5 separate regions of the Homo sapiens genome follow, and regions 2, 3, 4 and 5 are each linked to region 1. Evidence: chromatin loops called from intact Hi-C (ENCODE). Cell type or tissue: OCI-LY7. All regions are shown on one strand. Region 1 has its middle 100 kb from the start of LINC02227. Region 2 has its middle 220 kb from the start of LINC02227. Region 3 overlaps LINC02227 (long intergenic non-protein coding RNA 2227). Region 4 has its middle 22 kb from the start of LINC02227. Region 5 has its middle 270 kb from the start of LINC02227.

Region 1 (5,000 bases):
GGGATTCAGCCTGGTAGAGGCTTCATAGAAGGCATTCCTTCTGAAGGGGAATCAGAGTTAACCAGGAAATAAAGAGAAAGAAGAATATTTCAGGTGGAGAAGAGAAAGTTGGTGACCTGAGATGGGAAGGAGCTTGATGCTACAGGAGCTGATAGAAAGCCACTGTAGCTGGTGCCTGTGTGTTGGGGGACGGAGAGAGGGAGGGTGTCACAATGTGATCTGCAGCAAGACTAGATATTGAGGGGCCAGATTGTGAAAGATCTTATAGGGCTCACCTGCTAAGATTTTGGAAGTTGTTTGAGTATCACTAAAGAAAGGGAATAAAATGTTCAGATTTATATATATATGTGTGTGTGTGTGTGTATACATACACACACACATATATATTTACATATGAATATATATTTAAATATTTGTCAAGTTTATTTATCTATATTTATGTATATATTATTTATAAATATACTATTTAAATATTTAATATAAAAATATTGAAATATTTGTCATTTATACATAAATATATAAAAATTGGAACATTTCAGATTAATTTATATATAAAAATCAGAACATTTATATATGTAAAATATACTTATAAATATATAAATATATATTTCATGGAAGAAATAGTTATTAAAGGCTGGCAGAGTGATCTTCACACAGAGTGGAAGATGAAAGCTAAGAATATAATGTAAAACTCCAAAATGCAGCTTTTAATAAAGGAAAATATTAGAAATGTTTAGCATGTAGACAACAATCTAACCCACAGTGATAGTTTGCGAAGGTGTCAGTGTACTATGGGAACATGGAGGAGGTATTTAGGATTATATGAGTACTTTCCTTATCTTTTATTTGGTATAATTTTTAAGGCACCAATGTGTATAATTTGTAATAATTACCATCAAAAATAAATCGAGTAGATTTGATAAAGTGTCAAGTTGATTTGTATAAATATATAATCTGAAATATTCACATATATGAACATTTTTATAGATATGTAACCTGATTTTATACTTGTCTGTAAAATTTCATGAGGGCAGAGACAATATTTTTCTTGTTCAACATTGACTCCTCAAACTCTGGCACAGTGCCTGCATATAAACATTCAATAATTATTTGACAAAATAATGGATGATAAATGGATGGATGGATGTACAGATGGATGGATGGACAGATGGACGGATGGATGGATGGGCGGATGGATGGATGGGTGGATGGATAGATGGACGTATGGACGGATGGACGGATGAACGGACGGATAGATGGATGGATGGATGGATGGATGGATGGATGGATGGATGGATGGATGGATGGAAAGAATAATATGGAAAATGGGTTAGAGTAGGGTAAAGTAGAAGTAGGAGACCAGTTCAGAGGCAATGAATGCCCAGGGAAAGGTAATGGTGGCATGAAATAGGTGGTGCAGTGAAGATAAGGTGAATTATACAGATTTGAGAAATTCTAAAGAGGCAGACTTTACATAACCTGATAATGATTTCTAGTTTCTGTTATGAACACCTGGGTGGATGGAGGTGCCATTTATTTAACCTAGGAGGAGCAGGTATGGAGGGAGATCATAAAAGTCTCTCATTGACTTTTGTACTTCTCTGCAGAGAGTGAAGTGAACTCTCTAATCCCTCTTTGAAGCCTGAGGAGCTTACAGGGACAAAGTGTCATCATTGTGCTCAGTGGGAACATTGCCCTGGGCTGTAGATGAGAAGCAAAGGAGAACAATTTACAAATAAAATTGCAGTGTTATTTATTTATTTATTTATTTAAGTATAGGGTGACGGTCTTTGATATCAACTTGTTTACTTAACAAATTTGTCTTTTATTCTCATAAAGGACCATATTTCATGATTCTTAGATGAAAATATTTAACATCTCTGAAATTGGGATATGTCTTACAATTCACAATGCCTGCCTAAGACAAAGGTTTGCATGCAGGTAGCTTATTTGAGAATGGATTTCTAGGGCCAGGAGAGGGCAAGTGAACAAGAAGTGGGGAAAGGTAATGCAAGGTGATGTTATTGAATGGCCTAGCCTGTATGTGACTAGTAATTCACCCAGGACCTTCTGTGGAGAGTTTTATGAAATTTGGCTTAGAATCATCTGCTGTGAGGACATTGTCTACAGTTGGTTGTGGGTTGCTCCATGGAGCATGACCTCCCCACATCCTTAAGTTGCAGGTGTGTAAATGTCAAGGCTGCAGGCATTCTGCAGTGCAGTGTCAGAGAAATTCTGGGGCAGGAAGCAGTCAGAAGCAGGCCAAACACTACACAGAACTGTTGTAGGTGAAGTGGTGCACAAAGGATATGTGCAGTGTATGGTTTAACTGGCCATGCTTTTTCTTTCTTAATTCTACATACAATAATGGTATATCTTACATAACACCTTATATCTTATAGCTTCATAACACCTTAGATTTAATGGAGCAAAATGGACTGTTGACATTGCAAAGATGCATTTTGTTGAGATGAGATTTGAATAAGCAACATTAGTAAAACTAAATTAAGCCATTTTCCACAAGGCAGAGACTGCAATTCTTATTTCTTATTTCTCTTCACTGGAATTGTGTAGGTAAGTTTCCAAAACCAAGACTTTACCTCTACTATGGAAAATATTCTACCTGAAAATAACTAGTACAGTATTCCATCGTATACGCTGGTATAGGGGAGCATTTCTTTTCTTTAAAGAATTGAATCTTTATTTCAAATGAAATCTTTTTCAGAACTCTGTTACATAAAACAGATAAAAATGGAAATGCGCTGATTGAAGCAGAAATGGGGAGGGGGTGTTCCCAGGACCCCACAGCTCTGTTTTCTTATCTCCTGTGTAGGCTTCTCAGGCCTCTACATGGAGCCTTAGAGTTCCAACAATAGGGTTAAGAACATGTAATAGACAGGAGACTTGCTGCCTGCCCCCTGCCCCCAAGGCATTTACGTAGTGTCCATTCATTCTTGTTTTAAAAACAATTCTAACAAACTCAGTAATATGGTTTCCCAGCTTGTAACAGATTTAGAAGCAGTAATTTATATGGAATAAATAGCTATTAAAGGTTGGCGTCATGATCTTCACACAGAGTGGAAGCTGGAAGCTAAGAATATAACTGCAAAACTCCAAAGTGCAGCTTTTAAAAAAGGGTGGTATTCAGAAATATTTAGCATGTAGACAACAATTCGATCCACATCAGTAGTTTGCAAAGATGTCAGTGTACTATGGAACATGGAGGAAGTATTTAGGATTATATGAGTACTTCTCACATCTTTTATTTGGTATAATTTTTAAGGCATCAATGTGTATAATTTAGAATAATTATAAAAAATAAATCAAGTATATTTGATAAAGTATCATTTCAGTTACATGGAACATTTTTGTGAGTAGAATATTGTATTTCTCAAATTGTTGAATAAGCCATACATCCCTGTGTGTATCAGTATTCTTTTACCTCTAAGGGGTAGGAAATGCAAGTAAAACCTGTATATAGATGAAGAAAGTAGTTGAACATCAAGAAGCTTTAGCTAGGGTTTGATCCAGCAGCTTACTATGTTACCAAATACCTGATTTCTTTCTGCTTTCCATTTTCACTTTAGGCCTGGCCCCCTTCATGGCCACAGTATGACTTGTTGCTTTCTCATTCACATTCAGCAGGAATGGGGAGGAAGATAATGAGGAGAGAAAGGGGGAGAGAGAGAGAGAGAGAGAGAGGAGAGAAGTTGGTTCTCCTTCCTTAGTCATTAAGCAAAGATACTCTCTCTGATTGGACCAACATAGTTCATGTGTCCATCTCTGACACAATAACTGTACTATACTGTACTCTAGGGATGAGATTATATTAATCAATTTAGGCCAGTTAGGGCTTGACTATTAGCTGAAGATAGTGTTAATTCCCCCAGACCCCATAGTGATACACGTGGAGAAACAAATGTTCCTCCTGTTACCTGGGAGGGTAACAGACCATGTCCACAGCACTGTTTCTCAAGGTAAGTATTGATCAACTGGACTCTGAGCTCAGTGATATGAGGAATCATTTCTTTTTTTGTCTGTTGCTGTAGCCCCAGCATGAGCACAAGACCTATCATCAGAGGAGCCCAATCAATATTTATTTATTTATGAATGAACAATGGATTTTTTTTCTGTGCGGAGAAATACACAAATTTTTATTTCATTTTCGCACTTCTTGCTACTCCCTGGTTGCAGTTGTTGAGGAGCTATTTCTGGCTTGACAAGAAGCAGGAAGTATCAAGATCAGTCACTGAACAAAAAACATTTCCTCCTGAGGTTTTTAGCACTATTTCCAAAACAAAAGAGAATGAAATCAGTTGGAATAAGACAAGAAGAAGTCAATCATTTATTTCCCGTGCTATGAATGTTAAAAAGAAGAACGAGGAGGAGAAACAGGAGGGGAGGGAATAGAGAGAGGGACAGGGAGAAGAAAAAAAATGGAAAGGAAGAAAGAAAAGAAGAAAGGAAGGGAGAAAGGAAAGAACATCAGGAGAGAGGGAGAGAAGGAAGGGAGAAAGAGAAGGAGAGAGGGAGGGAGGGAGGAAGAACATATAACTAGAATCTAGCTCCAGTGCAAAGGTACTTGGAAATAGTGGTTAGCCTATGACATCATTTGCTGAATGATAGTTCAGTGTGTGTGTGTGTGTGTATTTTCTGATAAACGTCAAGCCTAATTTGAGGCTTTAACATTGACCAAACAGCTATGAGAATGTGGATAGCAAGTTATAAATCACCCAGCCATTTGGGTGTGGATAAAAGTTCCAAGCCAAATACCTGAGTGTCCACTTCATAACGGGTATAATAAGGCTATTTGAAAGCATGACCTAGATCCCAAGCTATACTTTTTTTTAAGAGAACTCTGTGACGTGTTTATATGCACATATTGGAATTGTATCCAAGGGGAAAAAAAACAATTGACTTTCTGACTTTGTAGTCTTTCACTGACTTTTAAGGTATTTCATGAAATGAAGTAATAACTTCAAGATCAAGGACATTTTCCT
Region 2 (5,000 bases), 320 kb before region 1:
CAGGTACATGGCATGTTCTTTTAATATACGGTTCAAATCACTTTTTTTTTGGTATCAGAAAAACTTTTTTGAACTATAGTTTTTAATACTGTTCCCTTGAGGATCATCTCTTCTCTCGTTTTCTTCTTCAGGGTCTCCTACTAGTGGTATATTGGATCATCTTTGCCTATTTTCCAGTTAACTCTTTAATGTAAGTTCCAGTTGTTTCACTTTTTTGATAATTCATCAGAGGATCTGAGCAAAATGTAAGCCTATTTTAAAACTGATTTATAATTTGGGGTAGTGATTGAGAGTGGTTTTTAACTATTATTTTCATTTTATTGGGGACCACTAGAGAAGTGGAACTAAAATCCCCAATGAACAGTATGCATTTACGGTACAACAGCAGGCCACTAGAAAAGACAGCTTGTTGCCTCTGAGATCATACAGTCTAAAAATCTAAGACTGGCACTGGAGGTAAAAGCTTCCTACTTTTATGGGATTAGAAATCTTTTCTTTGCTCTTTCTAATTACTAAAACTTATTAGAGACAGAAAATCTAACTCTCATCAAGCATCTCAATTGAGGGAGATTTTATTTATTGGTTTTACCATAATACCTAAAGTAGTGAGGATGAGGATGGCTTTCTAGGCAGGGGAAATGATATGAGCAAGTGCCTGGAAGGCAGTCAGAGGAAAACATGCCTTGTGGCTTAATGGAATACTTTTTAATGGAAAGGAGATAAAATAGTTATCTCCAAATATCCTAAGTTCTTTGTGGTTCAAAGTAAAACCATTCGTAATAATAGTGTAAGTTGCTGAACTCAGTGACCTGCACTCTTATTTCTGAAGTATATTAGTTTTCTGATGCTGCTATAATGAATTACCACAAATTTAGTGGCTTAAAACAATACAGATTTCTTCTCTTACAATACAGGTCAGAAGTCCAAAATGGGTTTTCCTGGGCTAGCTAGAATCAAAGTGTTGGCAGGGTTCCCTCTGAGATTCTGGGAATAGAACTTGTTTTCTTGTCCTTTTCAGTTTCTAGTGGCCATCTGTATGTCTTTGCTTATGGCCCCTTCCTCCGTCTTCAAATTTTATCACTCCAGTCTCTACCTCCATCACCACGTCACCTCCTTTCTGTAGTCATAACTCCACCTGTATTTCCCTTAGAAGGATACTTATGATTACATGTAAGGTCTACCTAGATAATCCAGGATAATCTTTCATCTCAATGTCTTAATTTTTTTAAATTTATTTTTAGATTCAAGGATACATGTGTAGGTTTGTTACATGGGTATATTGTGTGATGCTGAGGAGAAGCTTCTAATGATCCTGTCACTCAAGCAGTGAAGATAGTACCTGATAGGTAGTTTTTCAAACCTTTCCCCAGCTCCCTCCTTCCCCACTTCTGGAGCCCCCACTGTCTACTGTTCCCATCTTTGTGTCCATATGTATCCAGTGTTTAGCTGTCACGTATTAGTGAGAACAGGCTGTATTTGATTTTCTGTTTCTGCGTTAATTCTCTCAGGATAATGGCCTCTAGCAGCATCCATGTTGCTGCAAAGGACATAATTTCATTCTTTTTTATGGCTGCATAGTATTCCATGGTGTACATATACCACATTTTCTTTATCCAATCCACCATTGATGGGCAGCTGGGTTTATTCCATGTCTTTGCTATTGTGAATAGTGCTGTGATAAACATACACCATCTCAAAATCTTTAGTCACACCTGCAAAATCCTTTTTGCCATAAAGCAAGATTCACAGGTTCTGGGGATTAGGACCTGGATATCTTTAGAGATCACTATTTAGGCCTACCACACGCATAAGCTCTTTTTTTTTTTTTTTAAATCAAAGAATCCCTTATGATGGAAGGGAGTAAATTCATTTTCAGGGAGGTAATAGGGCTGAGCTCAAAATAGTCCCTGGAAATCTATAATTTCTTTGAAGACTAATGTTTTATCTTAAAAATCTGTTTGAATTTTCTGATTTACATTTGTGCTTGCTTTCTAATAAGAATAATCTACCTGCCCCACTGTTAGGCACTGAAAGAAAAATTGGTCTGGGAAGATGTATTGTGATTTTTTTTCATGGCTATGATGACACTGAGTATACCTTGGAGGTAACTGTGTCTAATTTGGATGACACGGCATCACATCATAGGAAAGAGAGCAAATTAAGAGGTGTCATTGGCCTTAACTCTGGCTGACTCAGGCCTAGCTCAATAACTTGGGGGTGAGGGAGAGCCCCATTGGATGTTTTTCACATTCTGATTGCCTCTTGCTCAGAATTCCCCATTCATGCCTGAGTCCCATGAGTGGAGCAAGGGGTCTCAGTGGGGTGGGAAGTAAAGGCAACCAGTAAGACTTGCTCTTTAATTAGAAAGTGAGTCCCTAGAGATTTTGAATACCATTTCCTCCACAGTGTTGAGTCAAGAGCTAATCCTCAGAACACTCATCTATGGACAGAGTCTCAGAATGGACCTTCCTGGCTTTCCTGACCCAGGATTTGTGGATGAGCTCTCTTTCCCATTAGACAGCTTGCTCCGCACATAATCAGCACCCTGGGCTTGGCTTCTACTGAAGGAGTGAGGAGCCCTTATTTCTGCCCTGCGGCTCTTTGCATGATAGATCATGCATTGTTATTGTGCACGCTTTCTCTGAATCCCTCCTCCTCTCCCTCCCTCCAGCCCCTTCTGCTACGTAACCGCTCAGGGTCCCAGGACAGTTGAAATCTGACCAGCCACAGTGCTATATTTAACTTCTGTGTGCATCACAGCTGAGGACTTGGCCCATACAACACAGGTGCACCCACAGCCGTTGTTTCTTCCTCTCTGAGGATGCAGGCAAAAAACCAGTGCCCCTGCCTGGAATGGAGGGGGCGTGGGAGAGGAGAGGCCGAGTCGTTCCTCAACCTCGTGGTCTGCCCAGCCCTGCTCACTGCAGCGTGTAGTGAGACAATATGGCAATTCATAAAATGTGACATTCATGTGTGAGGCACACTGCTGTGAGCCTGTTTTATTCCATGATAAAAACTACATCTGTCAGAACCTATCTGCTCATGTTCAGGCCAGGAGGAGAATTGTATCGCCTAGATTTGCTCTCTCCTTCCTCTTACTAGAGGCAGCTTCCTCCTGTCTCCTACCAGAGCCAGTTGAGGGGTCCCCTGTCATGGGAGAAATCCATGGTGGACCTCCATGTGTCAGAAAAAAGGATGAACCGACTTCAAATTATTTCTCTCTTTGAGGGTCTTGCTCTACAATGGCAGAGAATTTCTGTGACAGATTAAAAAAAGACACATTTGACATATGTACATATAGATAAATTATGACACAGGCATGTATATAATATACCTATATATTTAAAAATATTTTAAAAACTGACTTTGGGTTTGAAAGTTTTCAGCAGGCATTTTTGTTTCAGTTAATCACGTTTCTATTGCAGCCTGGGGACTTTTTAAAACATTTGTAGAACCCCCTATCTTGTTCCCAAAGGCTTAAGCATTATTTGATAATTAGCCTTCACAATTATGTTATACGTTTTGGAGAGAAGTGAGAGCTGGGGAGGGTGGGAGGAGAAAAGTTGTGTGTGTTAGTTAATGTGGGAGGAATGAGGGGTATTATCTGGGGATTGGAGGAATGCTTATGAGAGAAAGAAGTTCACTCTGTCAAAATCGTGTTGGTTGCCAGTTCTCTGTGAAACCCTCATTTAGGATACAGGGAAGGGGGTTGGGGGACGTTGGAAACTTTCTCACCTTTCCTAATTAAAATGATGTCAGAAAACAGGATCCAAGTAGAGGCCAGCTATATGCCATTTAAAAAGAAATATGCTTCATTACACTTTCTCTCCATTTCCCGGAACTCACTATGGGAACAAGAGAAAGGAAGAATCCTTGTTAAAATTTTGGAGATAGTATTTTGGTCTTTACCAACTGTGACCTTGATAGCACAATGCAGTGATCCTTGCTAAGATGACAGTTTTCCTTTCCTTCTCTCTGCCTGTGTTCATACACCACCTGCTTCTCATTGTCCACACACTCACATCAGCAAACTGCAGCATCTCGTGTTCTTGGTTCATGCTCTCTCTGACTTGCTGGAGAAAACAGTGATCTTTTCACCTTCAAATAGGTATATTTGCTCTGTGTTTTTATTTTGTGAAAATTATTTCCTTCTCTAAGGAGAAATGTTTGTTTTTGTTTATTTAATCAGATTCCAATAAAGTTGAGTATATGGCTTAGAGAGCGAGAGAATGAGAGAGGGGGATGTGTGTTGTGTTTTATTGTGTTTGGAGTGTGTGTGTGTGTCTGCAGAGGATATCTGAAGGATCCTACCACGAAAAATGATCCTCAGTCAAAATGTTAAAGTAGATGATGGTGTGTGCCAGGGGCCATTTCTTACTGTACCACTTTTCTTTCAAATCCGAGATGTTAGAGGAACACAGTACTTCTCCAAGATACAGTGATATTTCAGGCAGTACCAGACAGTGGGAAAGGCTTTTTGCTTTCGTTTGTTTGCCTGCTATTTATTACTATTATTATTAGCTTTTGATGGGGAGGGGATGGGAATTTCTGGTTTTGGGGACTTCTAGAATCCAATAACATAGAGAGCTGCTTGAGGTTAGTTGTGCTACATGGTTTAATGTGGCTTTTGTTGGGTTGTTTTTTTGTTTTGGCCAGGAGTAGGAAACCGGCTGCAAAGCAGGATGATTTGGTTTTGATGTCTGTCCCCTCCAAATGTCATGTTGAAATGTAATCCCCAGTAGTTGCAGGCAGAGCTCAGTGGGAGCTATTGGGCCACGATGGGTAGATCACTAATGAAAGGCTTAGCGTCATCCCGTTGGTGATGAGTGGGTTCTTGCTGAGTTCATGCAAGAGCTGATTGTTTAAAAATGTGGCACCTCCCTCAGCCCCTTGTTCCTGTTCTAGCCATGTGACACATCGGCCCTGTGGCTTTGCCTTCCGCCATGATTGGAAGCTTCCTGAGGCCTCACCAGAAGCAGATGTTGGTGCCATCCTTCCTG
Region 3 (5,000 bases), 110 kb before region 1:
AGGTCACTTGAGGAGCTACACATACTTTAGAGTACTTAAAATAGAGACTGTCAGTACTACAAATAAATTAATGTTACATTTTTAAAGACTTTAGTGATCTGATAACCCCCAGTCTTTTGAGCATGGCAGATGTGAGTTCATACCCCAGCCCTTCCTTAATTTTTTTGAGCTTCAGTTTATTGCACCTGCAAAATGGGATTCATTATGCCTCCTGGAGTGGTTAAGAGGATTTAACGAGATAATTTGGTGCACAGAGATCAGTGACTTGGTCCAAAATAATGTAAATTGAAAGTGACTAGGATGTGTTTGAAACTGGCCCCTAGCCCTGTACCTTTCTGTTTTACCTCTAACCCTCTTCTTGACAGGGATGTGAAGGGATGAAGAACTCAGTTATCATTATGTGTGTTGTGCTTGTGGCTTAGGAAATTGCATGGACGTATGATTTTAGAAAGGACATTGGAAGGTGTCCCTGCTGCCACCCTGTTCCATGAGGGAGATTTTCTGGGGGAATCTGAATATTCTTTAGTGACAGAAAAGCATGGCGAACCCCTATTCTTACACAACTTGAGCATGAGTGAAAAGAGAAATCTTACATCTGATTGGCACTCGCTAATTATCAACATGCTTTCCTCCACATTGTCTCCTGATGGAAACTTGGCAATCATGCCTCACCTTCATCTCCCTGAATCCAACCAGTCCAAAGTCCGTTCAGTTCAGCCTTAGCAACCTTCCTTTCCCCTGAACCCAACCAGTCCATAGTCCGTTCAGTTCAGCCTTAGTGACCTTCCTTTCCAAATCCGTCTTCCTGAAGCAAATCTCTGACTGTGTGGCTTACTCTGATTGCAGGGCTCCTAAAGGCCATCTCTCCCTATGGGGACCTCAGCTTATGTTCTCATCCTTACCTCCTACTCCTGCCGCTCTCTCATGCATTCCTGCAGCCAAACATAAGTACCCAGTTGTCCTTGAACACTGTTGCAGCCCTCTTTTGCGTGTGTATAAACTCTTCCTACTGGTTCTATTGTCACCCCCTTTCCAACTAGCTGGAAGCAGTACATCCCCAGTGGTTAGGAACACAAGCTCTGTATTGAAATCTAGGCACAACCTTACAAGATGCATGTTCTTCAGCAAGTTATTGAACCTCTCTCCGCCTTGTAAATAAAATATGCTAATGATACCTAAGTCATGGGGCTGTGGGAAGGGTTGAGTGACATTGTACAAGTCACCTGCTCAGCATAGGCTCTGGCTTGCAGGAGACATTCTAAAAGTGTTAGCTGCTATTGCTATTGCTATTGCTGATTTCTTCTTATTTTTACTGCTGCCTGTTGAATCAAACTCTTCATTAAATATCACCTTCTTCAAGGAGGCCTCCTGATAACCCTCTTCCCCAGAGAAGTAATCTCTCCTTCTTTAATTCCCCCATGGCCCTTCGTAGATGTCTCATGAACTCACTGCTCAATGTACCTATTTGTGTCTTTGTCTTCTTCTTCCATTTAGAATATAAATTAATTGATCATGGGATCTTATTTTGATAATCTTTGTACCCTCAAGAGCACTTATCACAGAGAAAGTAATAACCCATTTCACATTTGATGGTTGAAGCACAAAGAAAGGGAAGTAATTTGCCCAAGGTCATGTAGCTAGTGCAGGGCAAAACCAGGCTAAAGACCCCCTCTAGGTCTTACCATATTCAAAGATCTTGATCTTAAGCAATGAATGGGGACCATTAGATTTTATGCCCAAGTAGCAGATGGCAAAACTGACAAGCTGAATGTTCATACTGGGTTGACTGGCTCTGTGGGTTATTCATAGAAAGGGGAGGTCTATAGATGAAAGCAATTTTAAACCTCAACTTGTGTCAAACTCAAGTAAAAATCAGTTAGATTTCAACAAAACACTGATCAAGGTGCCAAAAATGGTTTAATTTTTTAAAAGCACATGCAACTTCTTTTAATTCGCTTGACTGGTCAAGCCAGTAAAAACAGCAAAAGCAGTTTCTTCAATGAAAAACACCCACACCCTTACTGTGGTTTGTTGAGCCAAGTTGGCCAGCCACACAGACGGTTAAAATTGTCAGCCAGGTGTGGATAGCGTCTCAGAAGGAAATGCTAAAAGAAGCCACTAGCAAAATGCTTTAATGTTTAAGAATATTTAGAGTGTACAGTGAGGTATCTGACCAGAAAAAACGATTGCTAAGCAAGCCCAACGGAGGGGGAAGAACATTTGCCTTGGAGCCTGAAGATCTTCTAAGAGAGTCATGATGGAGCCCCTCCTTTTCTCTATAATTCTAGGCTGTCTCCATCTAGTAAAGTGGCCAGGGTGCCTTTTACTGACTCATTGGTGAAGGGAGGTTTCAAGGCTCCTAAAACGAATGACTGAGGGTTATTTATATAATTTGGAAAGACACAGATCTAGGACTTCAACCCTCCATTAAAATGGTAAAGGGAATGGTTTTTCTGGGCCCAGGGAACAGAAGAACCCAGAACATGCACAGATTCAGATCTTCTAGGTGCAACACTAAACCTTGGGAAGCAACTTTTTCAGTGAATTAAAACTCACATACACAAACACACACACCCCAACTATAATTTGGGCATTCAGGGCACTTTTGCCATGAAACAAATTGAATGTAGCCATTGAAGAAAGACCTGTTGAATCTTCAGTAGGAACTTGCATTGGCAAGGAATGCAGCACGCAGAGCCCAGTGAGATGTAGTTCATTCTGGGGCAATGAACTTTTTATAGTAGTAGGGCATTTTCTAGCCTCGGGAAGGCACATCAAACTTTTGGATCCACTAGGTAAAAAAGACCAAGGATGACTTGATCTTAGAAGCCCAGATCAGGGGAAAATGATGGTCAGGAAATAAAGAGGCCAGGTTCCTCCTAGTCCAGCCATGTAGTTCCATGCATATTGAACTAAGGCAAGGGGGAAATCTTACTAGGGGGAATGTTATTCATACCTAAGTTTATAAAGCTAGACATCCGGTTACTGGCGACTTTTCAAAATCTCAATTAAATCCAAAAATACAGATGATAGATAGATGGCTAGATGGTAGCTAGGTAGGTAGGTAGGTAGGTAGGTAGGTAGATAGATAGATAGATAGATAGATAGATAGATAGATAGATGATATAAGCTAAGGGTAGAATACAGACCTGTTTCGAAATGAGGACAAGCCTGAAAGAAGAAAGCCATTAGAAAAGCTACAAAATTGATGTCACTTCTAAGCCTGTCTTTAATGAAAGAAATGAAGAAAATGAATTTAGTCAATTAGGAAGTAATGAAGACCTTGCAAAAATAACTATTGACAAAAGGCTGGTAAGGGAATTCTTCAGTAATTTGAGCATAACACATACTATATGAATCAGCAGGTCAGGACAATATGCCTCCTAGGAGATTAAAGGTGTTGATACATGCCTGTGTGATTTTGGGTAGTTACTTCTTAATTTAGCAAGCAAAATTGTGATCTAAGATGAACCCAGAAGCCAAAAGAATGGAATTCTAAACTGCAAAACTAGGGAGAAGTCATATAATGGCGATTATTCAGTCCAGGCATGGCTGGTTCCTATCAAGGGGACTGGGCATGAAGGAGGGATGTCCTAAACCAAAAATACACAAAAAAGATTGCAAAGGGCGGGCCACAGTCTATTAAGGTAAGTTTGTGGTATATTCACCTGTTTTTATAATCAGAATATTAGAAAATAGCATAAATCATTCCAGATAAATAGTTCCTTATTTAGATTATCAGAGGGGAAGGCAGTGTGCCACCTTCTTATCAGAGTGAAGGACAAGGACACCATTTCTTTTTTCTTGCATATCCAGCAGGAAAAAAGATACAGAGCTGAACTTCTGTGGGACTGGATTTCATAAATGCTCACTTTCAAAGCTAAGTGTGTGTGCATGCATGTGTGTGCATGAACACACATGTACATTTGGTATGGACTTTGAAAGAGCCTGGATGGTCACCTCCTGACAGATGCAGAATATGGGTAATGAATGCAGGCTTGGCGAGATATTACAGGTGTTGGTCCAGGACTTCGTTTGATTTTGAGCCTATGAGAACTCAGAAAAGATATTAACCAGACCATTAAGAAATGATACTGTGGAATGTTAGAACTGAAGAAGTCTTAGGAATCACCCAGTTCTGTCTTCCTAACCGCTTGCTAGGCCCAGAGACATTAAATCCTTCTTTAAAGCCAAATAGTGTGTCAGTATCACAACCTGAACTAAAACTCTACTGGGATATGGGGTAGGGCGTGGTGGCTAATGCCTGTAATCCCAGCACTTTGGGAGGCCGAGGTGGGTGGATCACTTGAGGCCAGGAATTTGAGACCAGCCTGGCCAACACGATGAAACCCCATCTCTTAAAAAAAAAAAAATTAGCCAGGCTTGATGGTGTGCACCTATAATCCCAGCTACTCTGGAGGCTGAGTCAGGAGAATTGCTTGTGCCTAGGAGGTAGAGGTTACACTGAGATGAGATTGCACTACTGCACTCCAGCCTGGATGACAGACCAAGACCCTGTCTCAAAACAAAAAAACAAAAACCTCTATTGGGGTAGGATAGTCTTCCTGTTATACCATTCCACTCCTTGATGATGCCAGTCCACAGCACCTGGTGTTAACTACCAGACTAAATAAATAACTCCGGAGTTAAAAATAATAATAAGAGATTCCATAGGAGGATAAAAAGTGAAAAATTAGCTATCTATAGAAAAATAAATCAAATTGGATAGTCTTTATGATGAACAAATGCCCCTACAAATAAGCATGCGGGATGAATCTAGAGATAGTTTCATTCTTTTTTGAATCATTTGACAAAGAGAAAGGAGTCACTGGAACTGGGTGTAAAGGGTATCACTAAAGAGGAAGAGCAGGTTTGTCAGACCATATTGGTTTCCCACACTTATATTTTGGAAACATTCTGGGTTAAGGAAAAAAAATCCTAGACATTGGAGTGATTCCAGAGAAAACTGGCACATAATTAAGGGAATGGAGTAGAAAAAC
Region 4 (5,000 bases), 80 kb before region 1:
AAAGTATGCAGCATTTTTAGACTTTTTTTTTAAACAATGGAACCTTCTCTCCCACTTCATCTACCTCCTCCCCTACACACACACACATACACCCACACACACGCACACACAATTAATTGTCTACAGAATAAACTTTGAGAAATACTTGCACTGGCTTGTCTGGTTCTCTTAAACAAATAGTATTCACCTTCTCCAAAACGTTTCATCCCAGTGATTAATAGTTTACTTCGTGTCTGAGATGAGTTTTACCGTCTTAGAAAGCCACATTCCTCAGATCTTAGAGGGAAATAAAATAAGGAAATTACCATCACATGAAGCAAACAGAAAACAGTTGGAATCATTTCAGCAGACCAGAGAAGAGGGTAGCAGACACTGTTGATACTACCCACCATCCATTCCTCCTTCCTTTTTCTTAGAGGAACCCTGACTTTGTTCAGGTATCAACCTCTCCCCCATGAAGACTTGTGCCTTGAAAAACTTGACCCCATCTCCAGCCCCAGAAGTGGGCCTGATTGGGTTACTAATAATCTCATTCCCCTTGTCTGTGATTAGTTCAGCAAGGGCACATGACCCAGTCCTGGTCAACATGTAAGAAGTCTGATTACCTTGAAGCCACCATGCTGTGAGGAAGCCCAAGATACACAGAGAGGTCATGTGTAGGGTCTCTGGGCATCAGTCCTAGCTGAAGGTCAGCCTTCACGTCATGCCAGCCTAGGCCTTGACATGTGAATGAGGAAGCTTCCAGATGATTTCAGCCCTAAGTTATTTTAGTGACCCTCAGCTGAATTATCCCAGCCTGCTGAGGTCCTGGACATTACAAAACAGAGATAAATCATCTCCACCATGTCTGGCCTGAATTCCTGACCCACGATATTTGCAAGCACAGTAAAATAGTGGTTGCTTTATGCCAGTCAGTTTTGGGGTAGTTTGTTATACAGCTATAAATAACTAGGACACCTGTCATTCTTAGTTTGGTTTCATAACTTAGTGGCTCATGGCCTAGGCCTCCTTTTTAAAACAAAAACAAAATTAAATAATTTTGAGAAGAGTTTAGATATTTTGTGATTCACCCTTTCCAACTCTGATGCAATTGGATACTCCCTGGTTGGAGATGGTGTTTGATATTTTTTCAGTTCAGTTTCCTCCATCTAGAATTCTGATATAGACATATAGATGCAGCTGTTGATACTCTGTATCTGAAAACTGATAGAATGTTCTGAAATTTAATTCCATTCTATTTTCTGTATATCTTTCTTGAGAGGTTTTAATTGTTAGGCAAATTTTAAACCAATTCTGTATAGAATGTATAACTAATTAAAGTCAAAGTAACTCTCGCACTTGAGTTTTGTATTTCATTGCCTTTGCCCTCCTACACTGTAGGAAACATTGAATAGCGCCAGGCTTTTGAGCATCTGGAAATCCTATACAATTCAGGCTGTGAATAAAAATATTCTACCATTTCCTGGCCATTTTGTTCTGTTAAATACCAAAATTGGGTTTATTCCTTTGTAAATGATGAAGAGGGGGCAGAAATGAATGTATATTTCTAAAAACATTTTTATGTTTTAGAAATGACCATACTGTTTCATAAAATAGCTCCACAAATTAAGTAATTTTGAAAATCTGTTTCTGACTAAAACCCAGTTCTAAAAATGAAAGCATTCATTGATTAATTCATGCATTCATTCAATAACTATTTATTGAGTATCCATTATGTGCTAACCATTATGTTGGGTAATGGGAATTCAGAGGTGAACAAACCCAAAGATTTCTCTTGGAGGAATTCTAAAGAGACATAGAAAATGTTTTCCTGGTGATTACCCTCCCTGAGCTTGGTTTCAGTCCCACTTCTGCAACAGCTGCAGAAGGTCTCAGAAGCACATTTGCAATATCTCCAGCTACTTTGTCACTGTTGGCAATAGGCAGGAAGAATCTTAGGTGGAGCTGTTCTTTTGCTAAATTAAACAATGATCAAAACTCTGCTCATTTTTTCCATCACTAAATGTCATCTAATTTCCCCTGGCTGTTAAGACAGTATGTGTGTGTGTGTGTGTGTGTGTGTGTGTGTGTCTGTGTGACAAATGCATAAAGGATCATACACACAGAAAAAAAAGCAAGTAAGAAAATATACTGGGTGAGGCATAATTTACCACACAGTTAAAAAACAATGTGTACTCAGCCCATAAAAGATATTTGCTACTTTAAGATGTTGCAATGGACATCTGTTGATTTGCCTGACCACCATATGTTACTTTTCCTAGTAACATCACCCTGTTTTTGTGTACAGAAACCAATTCTCACTCTGTGTTTTGAGTGTGGTGAACCCTACACCCCAGTTCTAGGAGTAGCCATGTGACATAAGCTGCCAATCACCATAGGACAATCCTCAGGCCACTATGATTGGCTTAGTGGCAACGACATGACTCAAGCTAGTCCAATGAGAGCTTACTCCAAGATCCTAAAACAGCCTGAATAGAGACACCTGGTCTTCCCAAGTTGCTCTGGGATTGTGACAGGATATGATGTATCCTTGGGGTTCCTGGCTGCCATCTTGCTATTACATGGGAAGATTTATCCAGAAAATGGAGCCAACTCAGGAGAAGGTAGATCTGAGATAAAGAGAGAAAATCACATCCCACAATATTTAAGCCATTTTGCCCAGACTGAAAATTTCTTAACATTTCTTTTTTTGCTGTTTTTTTTAATTAGCAAACCTGCCAGTTTTAGTAACTTCTGTTTCTCTAGATGTTTGCAAACTAACCAGTGTATATCTAGTACTTAAACATGCACTTTGCTTTAATAAGCTGCCTTTCAAGTCATTAGAGAAGGATTTAGAGGTTAAAGAATGATGTGGTAGGTAATTTATGTTTGAATCAACCTCCTCTTTTATAGACTATGTTAAAAAGTGCCTATAAATATTTCTTCTTGGCATCTTCAGCAATCTTAATGGGTTAAGTGCCCAGCATGTTCTACATGAGGTTCAATTCACAGTGATGTACCTGAGCAGGAATGGACTTCCCTCTTACTTACCATTTCCGTTCTCTTGTTTCCATCACTACCTCAAAGTCTGTCTCCTCTGCAGTTCAGGCAGTGTATCTCTGAGAAGGTCACTAAAATATATGTTCCTGGGCCAGGCGTGGTGGCTGTATCCCAGCACTCTGGGAGGCCAAGGCAGGTGGATCACCTGAGGTCGGGAGTTCAAGACCAGCCTGACCAACATGGAGAAACCCCATCTCTACTAAAAAATACAAAAATTAGCTGGGCATGATGGTGCATGCCTGTAATCCCAGCTACTCGGGAGGCTGAAGCAGGAGAATCACTTGAACTGGGGAGGCAGAGGTTGCGGTGAGCCGAGATGGCGCCATTGCACTCCAGCCTGGGCAACAAGAGCGAAATTCCATCTGTGTGTGTGTGTGTGTGTGTGTGTGTGTGTGTGTGTCTGTCTGTCTGTCTGTCTGTCTGTTCCTGGCCTTAAGCCCTTGCTCCCACTAGGGGCTTAAAGATTCTGATTCCTGTAAACCTAGGTGGGAATCCAGGAATACCCATTTTTTCACAAGCGACCCAATAATCTCACATGAGGTACTCCTTGTTAAGTACTGGTTTAAGGAATTAGAATCCTAAGGGAGAATGGCTGGAGGGATCTTTACGTATAATCTAGTATAGTCTTAACCTCCAATATTAATTTCAGAGGTTGAGACCCAGAAGTGAAAGTAAATGGTGTCAGCACTGGAATGCAAGTCTGTTAAATTTCTCCAAAACCCTTTCTACTGCACTTGTATGGTCTTCACATTCAAACCTGAAACAGAATGCAGTTGTGCTCTCCCCAATAGTCTGAACTCAATATTAAATTTTTAGAAAAAGAAAGAGGATGCAAGAATAATGTGAGACCTCTTAGCTGGTGGATAATGCTATCCTGATGTGGTCTCTGATCAGTTATTTTGCTTATAGGACAGAGAACATCTGTAATGATAACCTGGCTGCAATTTACTGAGAATATAATATGTGCTACGCACTGTACTCATAGATGTATTCTTTCTTTTAAAGTTCAATCGTGCCTAGAAAAGAGGCACTAGCACTGCCTCTGAATGTGAAAAGTGAAGTGAAGTAATTTGCCCCAAATCACTCAGCCAGGATGCAACTGTGATTTCAATCCCAATAGGCACTGGTAGCATGCCTTTCTCCCTCTCCTTTCTCTTTCTTCTCCTTTCTCTCCATCTCCTCCTCCTTCTCACCAAGGACTAGATCCATGACCTCAGCTGGCAAACCTACAAATATGGACGATTTGTCATAAGACAAGAGTGGCTGGCAGTGTACACCATCCCCATCTAGTACTTTAGAATGGAGTGAAAAGCTTTGTCTTTTCCAACAGAGCACATGTTCTAAAATAAAGCCTTGGAAAGTTCAGCTGCCTGGGGCATGTCAGAGATCATTGAGCTTGAATCTCTGGAAGTAAAAGGCAAAGTCTAGGATATACTTAATGATGAGGATGGTAGTGATGATGATGATGATGATGATGATGATAAAAAATAACACCCATTGAGAGCCAGTGATGTACTGGATATTTCTCAGGGTTCTGTATCCATGATCTCTTTTACTCTTCACAACAGTCCTAAGATGTAGGGACCATAATTAATCCCACTGCTTTTATAAATAAACTGAGTCAGCGATAGGTTAAGGAAATGGCCACAGTTCCGAGTAAGTAGTGGAGGTGGGAATCAAATTTAGGGAACTGAGTCTCCTAAACCTGGGTACAATAGGATGACAGCTACATAACAGAACTGAATTACTTGCCTAATCAGGATGAGTAAATCCCTAATTTAGAGTCTTTGGAAGTATCCAGAAGGAACACGTCTCGTGCTTCTTTTGCATTTCTCCTAGTCCTTAAGGACAATATGGATATGGAGAATAATAACAATAATATTGATTACTAACATGTTCTGAGAATGTACTCTCTGTGTTGGATACCTTTAGCCCTTTGAAAGCGTTATGCCATTTAACCC
Region 5 (5,000 bases), 170 kb after region 1:
CAAATACCTTAGCCCAGGTTTACAAGAGCCACAGGCGTTTGGCAAAGCCAGCCAAAGGTCAGTGTAGTCTATGTTGTCCTGTTCCTTGGGGCCTCTGAATTTTCGGAAGAAAACTCCTTTTCTATTCTAAATTAAAGGCAGCGTGTATGTTGTTAGTCTAGGTTTTATAAATATTAGGGTGGGATTCTCTTCCAAAACTTCTTTTGTGTGTAGTTTACTGAGTTTCCAACATCTCTTAGTTTGATAATTTGTCAAGGTAGCTTGATTAAATGTGTATTTTGTGGAGTATCCAAACTTCAAAAGTCTCAACTATTCATGTACAAAATGACACATATGCCTTTTATGTGCAGATCTATGCTAATTTGCATCTATTTTAAAAATTTTCATGGCCTTGATTTCCAAATGGTGAGTGTATATGCATGCCAATTTCACCCATCTAGGACTTTCCCTAATTGTTGAAACTAAAACTTTGAAAAAACAAATCCTCAAAGACTAGAAATCATCTCATGCAATATGAATTCTGTAAACTTTATAATTTGACAAATTGGTTATTCCAAATTGCTCATTTAGCAAATTGGGGTTTTTTTTCCCATGAAGAACTTCCCAGAGAATTTTCCAGCCTCTGTGTCTCTATCCCAGAACACACATCCTAGTGCCTTCATATGAAAACAAGGCCCTTCCTGGTAAGAGCACTGCGATGTGAGATTGGAGGGGACAGCCACAACATGGGTCACTCCGTGTTTACTCTGTGGCTCACCACTCATGTGCCCAATGTCCTTGACACAATTCTAGTTTCTTTCCTGTGCTTTCCTTACGTCCCTTCTAGCATCAGCTACTTCCCAGGTGTTTCTCAGTTCTTGACAGTTTGAGGGATCCCTGCAGCGAGTTGCAGCACCTCTAATTCACTTCATAATGAAGCAGCTTGTTGTGGTGTTTTGTGTCCATTACAATCTTTTATTGCTGGGTGTGCAAGGGCTAAGTTTTCTTTTGACTTTCTTTGTCTACATGGGAGTTTGCAACTGTAACAAAGTAACAAAGGAGTCCCAGCAAGCTTGTCTCAACACGAGCTAAAGAATTAATATGCAATAAAGACTCTGATGTCTGGTGGTACTGGAGTCATTCTCACTAATCTAGGATTCTGGCTATTTCAGAGTCACCATGACTATTACCTATGGATTATCACTCTTCCAAGGCAGAGACAACTGTAATTTCTGGTAAAATTAGATTAAATAATTGCACCTTTTATAGTCCAGAACATGCTTCAAGAGTTTATGAGGCTTCAAGGTCCTTTTTGCCACCATCAATTTTGAGTTTACCACAGATGTACAGAAATTGTCAAGAGAGAGTTTTTACTAGTAGGATATTGAGTGATAGAGATTTGCAATATGCAATTTTTCTAAAGGTATCTGATTCTTTAAAATCACTGGTCCATTTTGTTTGGGGGAAGGGCAATGATTAAGATAGAGCGAAAAGACAGATTTTCTGATTTTTCACAAGAGTATAAACATGATTACAGTTTCAAGGCCTTTGCTTTGCCTTATTGGGTCACGTTCATAAAGGTAGTTATTTTACCTGATAAATTTGGAGGTACTCCTATCTTCTGAAGGTAAAAAACAAACAAACAAAAAAAAACAACGCAGTCATCTTTCTGGAAGAAGAGTACATGTTTAAGGAAATACCTGAGATCCTCTGGAAGAAGCCCACACTGGGCAGCTCTTAAAAGTTAGACCTTAGATGACTTGACTCTTTCTAGAAACTGCACTTTCTCAACCATTGACAGAAACCTGGAGACCACTTCCCCACTCTTTGGGTGCAACTCCAGCAAAGCTCACTGTGCCTGGGTCTCTCAATGGGCATTCTAGGCTATGCTGGCTGTCAGAAATGGCTCGCAGAAAGTGGGGGGCGTGATTAGCTTTAAATGAAGTTCTAAGCCACTGGTACATGAAATGAAACTTTTTTTTTCTCTCTCTCTCTCTTCTTCCCCTTCTTTAACCTGAGCTGCTGATGTAAGTGGCTCTAATTTACTTTCCCCGAGAAAACAAAGCAAAATAAAACAGGGAAAGGCAAAGAAGATCCGTTTGCGAAGTGTAGTGCTTCTGCTCCTGATAAAAGGGAGCCATTTGCTGCTTTCATGGTGTCAGTATTAATTTCCAAGCAGTCAAAGTCACCGCTAATTTATTTACAGAACAATCTCCTTGCCCAGGAGCTGGGCTGGTGAGGCAGTGGTTTCCAGCCTCCAGCTTTGTTTGTTGACAGGCTGATTTCCCACAAGGCCGTTTCCACCTGTGTTTCTGTTGTTTTTAGTACGTGTCTCCCTTTCTTCTCCCCCGCCACCGCCTCCCCAATGGCTGTTGAAGGCCCTTCTCATCTCCGGTCTCTCTCATCCCCTTCCTCCCTCCTGCCCCAAGGACTCCTGGCAGGCCTTTGCAGTCACGCTGCACTTAGAGTCTCTGCCGGTAAAGTCCCAGGGGGCGCTGCATTTCTTTCTTTCTTTTTCTCCCCCCTTTTTTTGTTTCAAGGACAAGATTCAAAAGAGCCTGCTCCACACAGGTTGTAAGGTGCACCTTCAGATCTGTCTTCAAATAGGGGCTGAGCAATTTGAATATTTGTGCTCCTGGAAATCAGTCTGTAAAATCGTCTCCCAACGCCCATTAAATTCTGCAAAATTGCTAAGCTTTGAGAACTTCATGGTGGGGTCCAATCTGGGGCCCTGGCACCTCACTGCCAAAGCACGCATCCCCAAAGATACTTATAATGGAAATGACGGAGTGGCTGATTTGGCCCTAGCTTCTTGCATATCAAAGGCAGGAGGGCGGGAGGGAAGCATCCATAGAGCAGTCAGGATGCACCCCGCATGCCAGGTAATATATTGAGATGTTTAAAGCACACTGCTCGGCATGCACATGTGTCTGTCTCTCTGCTATTTTATACATTATCTGCAGGGCGGCAGGTACAAGGATAAGGCATGCTTTGAAGTCAGTGGCAGTGCCACCTGGGCATGGAGTGGGAAATAGGCATTATATAGCCTTTTTTCATATGACATATTTGCTATCTCCATGAGGAATACTTTGAGACCAGAAAAGAGATCACTGCGGCTATATAACCCACACCAAATCTTGCCACATTGGACCTATGATGTATTTACTGATTTTAAAAATACCAGAGGTATAATCTTGCCCAGAAAATGTGCCTCCACCCTAACTCCTCAGCCTCTTCATAGTATGTACAAATTGTTTTTCTGCATATTTTTTTTAACAAATGTTGTCTGTCTAGATTCAGAGATTTTTATTAGTGTGTTTGTGTTTAAAGGTGCTGGGTTAAAAATACCCCCTCATCGCCAAAGGAAGGCGAAGGGGGACAAAAAAAAAAAAAAAACACAGAGCTTTGTCCACTTGGAATTGGAGGGTAATCTGGAAAATTATAAAGAACTACAAGCCTGGCAAAGAGAATTTTGTTCTTTTCAGTGGTTGAAAAGAAGAGTAAAAAGGGTAAGACATGGCCTGTGGTTTCCATCCATCAGTAATGATACAATTAAACTGAAATAAGTTAACTTGGTTAACAGAATCTACTTTAACTCTCCTCCTGTCCACAGACTCCTACATCTTCTCTCTTCTCCCAGTCTCTGAGGTTTGTTTGCTACCAGGGATGTGGGATTCCCGGAGTCTAAGGATGCAACCATTCTTCAGTTCTTGTTCCTGAGCTCTCTGTGACCAAAAACTCCTATTTATTTTGAAAGCGGAAATAATGTTATTTCATTGCCTGCCTGCGTAACTCCAAGATGCCTGAAACAATTCTGCTCAAACTTCCTACCAACTCACCTTTGGGCTGAGACAAAACAGAGAAAGTTTGGGCCCCAAAGGACAATTTTTCAGAGAAGTTGGGAGCAGGTAGAGGCAAAGCCGAGTGATGAAACTCATCTGACAATTGTCATCTGCCCTCTTTGCATCTCTGGCCTCATTCTTCCCTGTCTCTTGGGGATGCCTTACTTTCCTTTCTTCTCTGTAATGTTAGCAGTCCCCCATTCCTTTCCCCTAGGCTGCTTGTCCTCTGGGATGAAGAAAAGGCTTTAAACCTGTAAACTGTATACATTTTCTCCAAAATCAACTTGAAACTCAGTCTGAATTGGATGGAGAGGATTCGCTTATGGAAGGAGCAGCTGTGTACCCACACACTGATAGAGACATCCCTGCTCTCGGAGGTGTTATGATTATGCGGGCTAAAAAGCTCAGATGTCTGAAGACTGGAGTTTCTTGTGTATATTTATATGAAGACTGTTCCCCTCCAGGACCATGAGGATGTGGAATGAGGCTGTTTTTCATTCCCCACCCAGTGGCTAATGCAGCTCAGAGACTGTATTTGGGAGTTGAGCCTACATGTAGTGAATCATCAGGAGCCCTGTGGAAATGAGCAAAGCAGGTGCAGTTTAAAGACCACATTCTCAGAGGTGCAAGAAGCTGAGCTTTCCCTTTCTCTAAGCTCAGTTTTGGTTTCAAGACTGATCCCCACTGATGAGGCAGAAACCTAATCTCTGTCAAAATGAGTTGTTTTTCCAATTCCTTTTCCCCAAGGGTGAGCTTTAATTCCAGCAATCCACATGGTTCCCAGACCTTTGGAAGATCAGCTCTCTGATCCTCCAGACAACCTTTCCTGAGCCGGATGTGGCCTGGCGATCCTTAGTTGGAATCCACGCTGGCTACTGCTGAGAGATTTCTGATTCCATCTTATCCCTCCAGCACTGGCAATTGACTTGTCTGCTTCTGTACCACCTGAGGGCAGGAGTGCTATTCTGTGACCAGGTTTCTCCCTTGGATATGGATCTCCTGGTTGTCTGTATGCGTGATCTTCCCTCATTCCCTGCTGGCGTTGGGGTACTCCGAGGCTCTGCCCCAGGAAGCAGAGAACAGAGCCCGTCTCTGGGACCCTTGGTGTTCCTGCCTCACCACCTCTTCTCCACTCTCTCCTCCTCGAGTCCAGAAGATCTGACTTCAATAGGAAGCCTA

What was found. A loop is a pair of places that touch in the nucleus more often than their neighbours do. Peaks named below come from ENCODE experiments on the same cell type or tissue, not always from the same donor. Only the 100,000 strongest peaks of a DNase experiment are listed, where the experiment ranks them.
Region 2: a loop joins it to region 1, with 4 times the contacts of the local background. A loop is called at or near these places in 2 of 110 quality-filtered maps.
Region 3: it touches region 1 in a loop (6-fold over the local background); 3 of 110 quality-filtered maps call a loop at or near these places.
Region 4: it touches region 1 in a loop (2.5-fold over the local background); 6 of 110 quality-filtered maps call a loop at or near these places.
Region 5: a loop joins it to region 1, with 5 times the contacts of the local background. A loop is called at or near these places in 2 of 110 quality-filtered maps.

Annotation. Positions count from the first base shown.
Region 1 is chr5:158,509,457-158,514,456 of GRCh38, forward strand. No RefSeq gene overlaps it. Among named protein-coding and RNA genes, the nearest start is that of LINC02227, 100 kb to the left of the region's middle. In OCI-LY7, no CTCF peak of the experiment used is centred here; DNase peaks (open chromatin) are centred at 1,665, 2,185 and 4,215; H3K4me3 peaks cover 2,460 bases; H3K27ac peaks cover 4,108 bases.
Region 2 is chr5:158,191,999-158,196,998 of GRCh38, forward strand. No RefSeq gene overlaps it. Among named protein-coding and RNA genes, the nearest start is that of LINC02227, 220 kb to the right of the region's middle. In OCI-LY7, no CTCF peak of the experiment used is centred here; DNase peaks (open chromatin) are centred at 2,723 and 4,023; H3K4me3 peaks cover 2,183 bases; H3K27ac peaks cover 2,949 bases.
Region 3 is chr5:158,396,749-158,401,748 of GRCh38, forward strand. The region is part of intron 1 of LINC02227 (long intergenic non-protein coding RNA 2227); the gene reads right to left. Among named protein-coding and RNA genes, the nearest start is that of LINC02227, 11 kb to the right of the region's middle. In OCI-LY7, no CTCF peak of the experiment used is centred here; DNase peaks (open chromatin) are centred at 1,223, 2,043 and 2,683; H3K4me3 peaks cover 1,270 bases; H3K27ac peaks cover 2,679 bases.
Region 4 is chr5:158,429,569-158,434,568 of GRCh38, forward strand. No RefSeq gene overlaps it. Among named protein-coding and RNA genes, the nearest start is that of LINC02227, 22 kb to the left of the region's middle. In OCI-LY7, no CTCF peak of the experiment used is centred here; DNase peaks (open chromatin) are centred at 923, 1,913 and 2,313; H3K4me3 peaks cover 2,324 bases; H3K27ac peaks cover 3,270 bases.
Region 5 is chr5:158,674,915-158,679,914 of GRCh38, forward strand. No RefSeq gene overlaps it. Among named protein-coding and RNA genes, the nearest start is that of LINC02227, 270 kb to the left of the region's middle. RefSeq lists an enhancer at 2,448-2,497. In OCI-LY7, CTCF peaks have their summits at 2,496 and 2,698; DNase peaks (open chromatin) are centred at 1,897 and 2,417; H3K4me3 peaks cover 1,412 bases; H3K27ac peaks cover 1,388 bases.